Regions from separate parts of the Homo sapiens genome. Here region 2 is linked to region 1. The links are chromatin contacts, found by Hi-C or POLR2A ChIA-PET in ENCODE. All regions are on one chromosome and are shown on one strand. The core of a region is the stretch at or near the end of the contact, and the rest is flanking DNA. Distances in the headings are between cores, read along the strand shown. Region 1 holds the start of AK4 (adenylate kinase 4). Region 2 has its middle 55 kb from the start of DNAJC6-AS1.

The links. A loop is a pair of places that touch in the nucleus more often than their neighbours do. ChIA-PET counts read pairs that join two places held with the same protein, here RNA polymerase II (POLR2A). Pooled maps may share reads with other maps.
Region 2: a map of naive thymus-derived CD4-positive, alpha-beta T cell shows a loop between it and region 1 (9-fold over the local background). The contact joins the enhancer-like site here to the promoter of AK4 in region 1. A Hi-C loop is called at or near these places in 2 of 168 maps with a recorded cell type or tissue (naive thymus-derived CD4-positive, alpha-beta T cell and sigmoid colon), 6 of 37 single-sample maps with no recorded cell type and 15 of 50 pooled maps. POLR2A ChIA-PET finds 5 or more read pairs at or near these places in 2 of 52 experiments (WTC11 and activated naive CD4-positive, alpha-beta T cell).

What each region holds. Positions count from the first base shown.
Region 1 is chr1:65,145,999-65,149,719 of GRCh38, forward strand. AK4 (adenylate kinase 4) reads left to right here and starts at 2,205. Exons shown (of 5, transcript NM_013410.4): 1 at 2,205-2,554. The coding sequence starts at 2,410. RefSeq lists silencers at 1,372-1,611, 1,622-2,121, 2,502-2,801, 2,862-3,141 and enhancers at 2,735-3,453, 3,454-3,721.
Region 2 is chr1:65,252,693-65,256,178 of GRCh38, forward strand. No RefSeq gene overlaps it. Among named protein-coding and RNA genes, the nearest start is that of DNAJC6-AS1, 55 kb to the right of the region's middle. RefSeq lists silencers at 1,398-1,897, 1,988-2,057. Within about 2 kb of position 1,684, at least 14 of the 41 ENCODE cell types and tissues checked have a DNase peak (open chromatin) inside an H3K27ac peak, as active enhancers do.

The DNA.
Region 1 (3,721 bases), core at 955-3,454:
TTTGAAGGGGCTCAGTATCAGGTCTACAGCACACTGAGATTTATTTATTTATTTATTTATTTATCATTTATTTGAGACAGAGTCTCGCCCTGTTTCCGAGGCTGGAGTGCAGTGGCGTGATCTCAGCTCACTGCAACCTCCACCTCCCAGGTTCAAGTGATTCTCTTGCCTCAGCCTCTGGAGTAGTTGGGATTACAGGCGTGCACCACCACACCTGGCTAATCATTCTATTTTTAGTAGAGACGGAGTTTCACCATGTTAGACAGGCTGGTCTCATACTCCTGGCCTCAAGTGATCCGTCTGCCTTGGCCTCCCAAAGTGCTGGGATTACGGGTGTGAGCCACAGCGCCCGGCCACACTGAGACATTTTAGAGGGAGATCAGTCTATGGAACAAATGCTGGCCTGGGGCTGGTGGCCTGGGTGTGCTGTCTGGCCAATTTTGTGCGTGGAGTAAGCAGTGGGGAGAGGCGCTGGGTGTCAGGAAACTATGCCAGGCCCTGCCCTCCACCAACCCCAATCAAAGAGCTGAGAGGGGGTTCTTCTCCACACCATCCCACTACTTGTGTCCCTCACCTTCTCTGAGTCCTGGGTATTGGTGCTGGGAACTCTGCAACAGATTTCCTGAAGGCAGGTGGCCTGTGGAAGGAAGGCAGAGGAGGGGGCCTGCAGAATGCAAAGGTGTACGGAAGGCATCTCTGCGCCCCTGCTGAAGATTTTTCACTTTATCCTGAAGGGAAGACAATATCTGAGGCCGGGAAATAATAAATATTGATTTTCACTTTATCAGTATTCCTGGCAGCTGCACGGAAAATGGAATGGCACAGAAACTGGAGTCTTATGGGCACTTATCCCACTAGTTGGGGTGGGAAATTAAAGGCTGTGTGTAAGGTGGGCACAGATCTAACAGAATGTGGATTGGGATATGCAGGGGAGGGTGGAGTGGGGGAAGACAGACTCCATTTGGACTTGGTGAGTTATAGGTGCAGCACCAGCATAATGCGCATGGAAGTCCTGGAATCATTTACCAAGAAGGTCCTGAACACAGGTGAGGGACATCCCCTTCTTCCCTGTTCCCTAAGGCGCCTAGACTTTGGAGTCAGTCAGTCTTGGGTTCCAGCCTCCCGCTAGGACGCAATTTCTTGAGAGCAGGATTCGATCTGTTGTTCACGGCTAGATCCTAAGCGCCTAGAATAGTTTCTGGCACACAGTAGGCACTCAATAAACATTTGCAGAATGAATCAATGAATGAATGGTCACGCTCCATTCCTCGGCTGTAAACACAATGAAATCACCTAGCCGCAAACTTGGCGCACAGTAGGCGCTCAACAAGTTGTATTTTTCCCTTCCCTTGCAGTAGACCGCGGTCCCCAGGCGACCGCGAAAGAAAAAAAGGGGTTTCTCTACCTCGCGTGGTCTGCACCTCGCTTCGCCCCCGCAGCCCTCGCTGGGTCGCAGGGAGCACGTGGGCCAGGCAGGCTGGGTGGGAGTGGAGTGGAGTGGAGGGGAGGGGGCGGCGGCCAGCGGCTCGCGCGGAGCCGGTCTCCCGGGCTTACGTAAGGCGCGAGTCCCGCGCGGCCGGCCGGGGCTCCGCGACTGGGCGGGCGGAGGCGGCGCCGCCCTGCAGGATCCGGGCTGGAAGCCTCTCGGAGTGCTGCCTCCAGCCAAGGTGTGTGTTTATTTGATTGCTTTTGGTGGCGAGGCGCGGGGCTCGGGCTCGTCGCGCGCCCCATGGCCGGGGAGCGCATCCGCCAACCCCGGGCGGAGGTGGGCCCCTCCGAGCGCGCGCGGGCGGCGGGCAGCGGCGGCAGCTGAGACTCCGGGGGATGTGACAGCCGCCGGGGAGGGGACGAGACGCAGACCACACGTTGCCCACGTGCGAGGACCGGGCAGGGGCTCAGCCCCTAGGCCGCCCGGTGCGTGGGGCGGCGGGGGCTGGCTTTGAGTCACCCCCGCTTGTGCCAGCTTCCCCGGCTCGGCGGAGACTGGCTTGGGGATGCCTGGCCGCCCGGCCCCCTTCTCGGACGCGGCGTGGGGAGCGAGCTGGAGTTAAGGATGAAGGTGGGACTGGCCGGGCCGACCTCTGACCCCTGGAGGCCGAGTCGGCAGGGCGGGGCACGGCGCGCTTCAGCAGCTTTGCGTGGGGGCGAGGAGGTGGAGGAGGGCGAGGAGGTGGAGAAGGGCGGGGAGGTGTAGCGTGGCGCTCAGTCCGCCTGCTACTCGGTCCCGGCGCTGGGCTGAGGGGAGGGGTTGTCTTAAAAGTCTCTCCTTCCCCCTGTAGGGGCGGCCGGCGAGTCCCAGTGAGAGCGGAGGGTGCCAGAGGTAGGGGGCCGAGAAACAAAGTTCCCGGGGCTTCCTCCGGGGCCGCGGTCGGGGCTGCGCGTTTGACCGCCCCCCTCCTCGCGAAGGCAATGGCTTCCAAACTCCTGCGCGCGGTCATCCTCGGGCCGCCCGGCTCGGGCAAGGGCACCGTGTGCCAGAGGATCGCCCAGAACTTTGGTCTCCAGCATCTCTCCAGCGGCCACTTCTTGCGGGAGAACATCAAGGCCAGCACCGGTGAGGGGCTGCGGGGACGAGGGCCGGGGGCGAGCCGCGTTGGGCTGGGGTGAGGCCCTGGAGGGACTGGGGCTCCCGGATCACGGCGCCCTTCCCCCGCCCGCGTGTGGTCGTGCAGGCTCGTACGTGCCGGGGCGCATGCAGCTGGCGGCCGCGCGGCTTAACCGCGCCTGGGGAGGAGGCCGAGGCTCCAGGGGCGGCCGGTGGGAGGTGCCCACGGCTCCTCTCCACCGCTCCTCCTGTCGCGAGGAATAGCCCGAGCCACCCGGCCGAGGGAACGAGAACTAGGCAGGGAAAACCCGGAGCTTCCGTCTCACGCTGCCCTCCTTAAGGCAGAGCCGTCCCCGTACCCCTTAGCCCTGGCCCCCTCCCCCGAGTCCCTAGAGAGCCGCGCGCCCCCTCCCGCGGGAGCCCAGAGGCGGAGCGCCGCCCACCTGTGGCAGTCGGGCGGGGCCGCGCGCCGGGGAACCTGTGGCGCCGGGGGGCTCGCAGCCTCGCGCCTCTCCAGCCCCTCCACGCAGCCTCGGGCCTCGGGGCAGAGCCCTGGGTGGCTTTGAAAGGCCTGTCTGTTCGTTGTCGCCTTCTAAGGTAAACTCTCCCCAGCAACTCCCCCCCCTCCCGAAGCCGCCGGGCCTGGCCGTCAGGAGACTCGGAGGAGACTCGTTCTGATAAATTACATTTTGTAATGCAGCTTTCCTGGAAATGGCTTCTTGAGCTGCCTCCCTTGGCATGAGATGCCTCCTTTGGCTGGCGTGGTGAACTTGGGGATATATAGATCGCCTGATTTCTTAGTCTGACGGGGTTGAGTGCGTCCCTTTCCCCCTCTCCTCCCACTCCACGTTCACACCAGTTCCGAAAGAATTGGCGTTAAAAGGCGAGAGGTAGCGGTTGTGCTGCTGCGAGGCTCTTAACCCTTCTGGGATGGAGATGCTGGTAATTAGCAACTCCTTTATGAAAAGTTGTTCTTCCCAGCAGGGGTCCTTTACTGTCGATGTACTTCTCAAGGATGTCCGGGCTGGTTATTGCCCATCATGGACTAATTATCCGGAGATCTGCATTTCAGAAGCACAGACTGGCTTGAAAAGGAAGGTGGAGGACAGTACCAGAAAACAAAAGGAAAGCTTAAAAGCAAGGAATTAAGAAGTATCTCCAGAATTGTATTCCTTA
Region 2 (3,486 bases), core at 434-2,933, 110 kb after region 1:
CAATCTTGGCTCACTGTAACCTCCGCCTCCCAGGTCCAAGTGATTCTCCTGCCTCAGCCTCCCGAGTAGCTGGGATTACAGGTGCACGCCACCATGCCCAGCTAATTTTTGTATTTTTAGTAGAGACGGGGTTTCGCCATGTTGGGTCTGGAACTCCTGACCTCAGGTGATTCATCTGCCTCGGCCTTCCAAAGTGCTGGGATTACAGGTGTGAGCCACTGCATCCAGCCCAGTCACCTTGAATCTAGAATATCTCCATAGCTTTTCTTCTTATTTTATGACATTGATACTTTTGAAGAATACAGCACTTCCCTGCTCCTTTTAATAGTGGATTCCTCATTTTGGGTTTATCTGATGTTTCCCCATGATTAGCTTCATGCTGTGCATGTTTGGCCAGAATACTCCATAGATGATGTGTCTTTCTCAGCATATCACATCTGCAGGCATTCGATTTTCACCTGTCTCCACTGGTGATTTTTTTTTTTTTTTTTTTTTTTTTTTTTTTAGATAACGTGACTCTGTCAGCCAGGCTGGAGTGCAGTGGCACCTTCTCGGCTCACTGCGGCCTCTAACTCGCTGGGCACAGGTGATTCTCCCACCTCAGCCTCCTGAGTAGCTGGGACTGAAGGTGTGTGCCACCATGCCTGGCTAATTTGTGTCTGTGTGTGTGTGTGTGTGTGTGTGTGTGTGTGTATGCATTTTTGGTAGAGACGGGTTTTTGCTTTGTTGTGCAGGCTGCTCTTGAACTCCTGGGCTCAAGTGATCCGACTGCCTCAGCCGCCTGAAGTGCTGGGACTACAGGCGTGAGACACCGTGTCCGATCTCCACTGGTGATTTTAATTTTGGTCACCGATAGAAGCTCTTGTCTGATATTATTTGGGCCTACAAAAATGGCAATTTCATAATTTGACCTAACATAAAACCTTTTTACTGAGGTTTTAGATATCTAACCTGTACTCTCTGACGCTCGGTTTCCCTATCTGTTGAGTTTGGAGATTGTTTCTGCCCCACGAGTATTACTGGAGGGGTTAAATAAGATGATGTATGTAAAATCTGCCACATAAAAAGCATTCTATAAATATTAGCTATTATTATTGCAGCCAGGTCGTGTTCAAGGGCATTGGTTTTGATCTTCCTCTCAGTCTCTCCCAATTCCAAGCAAAATCTCAACAGAGACCAGTGATGGCATGGGGATGGGGTGAGGGAGCCTCACTTCTGCCATCTCAGTTTCCTCATCTGGAAAATGGGAAACGCCTCCCACACCACGGGGTTGCAATGAGGTTTCATGAAATGTGTGTAAAAGTAACTGGACATAGAACAAGTTCTTAAAAAATCATGTGGGTGACTAGTAATCTCTTGTATTAGGAAAACAGGAATATCTGTCAGAACTAAAACCACGTTCTAACGTGATGTTTCATTTTGAGGCGGTAGCACGGTGTGAGTAAACATCGTCAGAGTCTAGGGCTCTGGAATTTCTTTAGCGCTGTGTGATTGTGGGCAGATGCCTTACCCTCTCGGAGTGTGGAGTGTATGGTTTGTAACAGGGAGATAAAACGGGTGAGAGCCCCCTAGGACTCCTGTGTTAATAAAGGGTGCTAACGGTGCCCCCCGAGTGAGCGGCGCGGGCCCGCGCGCACCCGCACGCCTCGGGCGCCAGGCGCCGCCGTGTGGGCGGAGCCGGGCAGCCTCCCCTGTCGGCGCCAGCCACGGCTCCCGGCCCCAAGCTCCGCCCCCGGCGCGCATCTCCCAGCAGCGGCCCGGCACCTGGCAGACGCGCGGCGGCGGCGGCGAGCGGTGGCGCTCGGCTCGGGCGACCGCGGCGGGGGAGGGCGCGGCGCACCGATGGGCGCCACTGAGAAGGGAGGCCAGAAGAGCCGGAAGCTGTTTTCCTTGCGGCGGCCGTGGAAGGCGACCCGGCGGCTGTGGAGGCCACGCTCAGCTCGCCAGGCGGCGCAGGGTGAGTGTGGGCGCGGCCGGTCGGGACCTGTTACCCTGAGGCAGGGGCGCAGCGGCGGCGGGGCCGTCCCCGGCGGTCTCTCGGGTCGCGTTCCCGGCCCTGGGAGCCTGGATGCCTAGGCGACGCCCGAACCCGACCCTCGGTCGCGGGTACCGGGACCGCTGGGGAAGCGCAGGGGCTGATGTCGGCACAGTCTCCTTTCCTCTAGCCCCTGCTCGTTGCTTTGGCTCTGGACACAGGGAAGCCACGGTGGCGCGGCGACACAGCCTCACTGAGGTTAGCTTGTCCCCGGCCCCCAGCACCTGGCCTGGCGCCTGCAATGCAGTGCCTACTGGGGGAATGAATCAGAACCCGAGGCTCCCTTCAAGGTCCTCCCGCCCTGTACCCACCTCCTCTCTACCTGCCTGCGGTGATTTCGAAGCTCTCGCCACGATAAACTATTTCCAAGCACACTCAGTCCTGTCCTCGCCAGGGCCTCAACTCACAGCCAATCACTGACTCACTCCATTCATTCATTCCACAATTTTTATCGAGCCCCTCCATCTGCCTTGGCCGGAGAACACGATGGGCAAAGCCCGGATCTTGGAACTACTTCTAGAGAGGAAGACAGACATTACACACGCAAAACAGAGAAAGCCCGGTACACATTGCTATGTGCGCTTAGAGGGAATCAGTCTGCTGACAGAGGAAAAAAGGCAGGTCCCCGAGCTTCCATGGCAGGCGGACTGGGAAGGCCTCTCCGAGGCATTGCAAGTCAGCGGAGACCCGAGGACTGACTAGGAGTTACTCTAGCGTGAAGCCGAGTAATAGAGAATAGCAAGTGGAAAGGTTCCCAGAGTGCCTGAATTGAGCAAGGGGAAAGAGAGGGATGCAGGGCCTGGATCGAGGTCTGGGCAGAACATGAAGAGGAGTTCGGATTTTATTCTACGTGAGCTGGGAAAACACTGAAGTGTGCTAAGCAGGGAAGTGACCTGATCTGGGGGCTCCCGGCTTTTCTCTGTCTGCAGTGTCCATGCTCGCATCTCAGCCTGCCGGATTCCTACCCTCCTGCCAAGACTAGCACAAATGCAGTCTCCTCGCTGAAATCTCTGTGGTTCCTGCCACCTGTAACCCCTCCTTTAGCATTTCGTCACCTGTAGAGCGTTTGTCACTGTTCATCTGGTATTAAAGATTCCACATTCTCATCCATTTCATCTTTGCATCCCCCACGAGGCTAAGTGCAGGGCTTGGTACTGTGTAGATACTGCTTATGAATGTGTCTTGTCTTGTCCTTTTTGTCTGTTTCCATCATCTGAGGATCCTTCCTCTGGGGGGTTGACATGCCTTATTTCTAAAATGGCCGACCGGATGCAGGGCAGAGCCAGATTGCACCAGGACCCTGCCATCGATATAGTCCCCCTCACCCACCCCCGGTGTTTTGAGGATTAAATAAATTAATGAATTAAACGAGTTAGTAGTTATAAAGTGTTAGCACCTATTAAGCATTATAAAAATAAATTTGAAAATGACCAGCAATAATTATCTTTCAA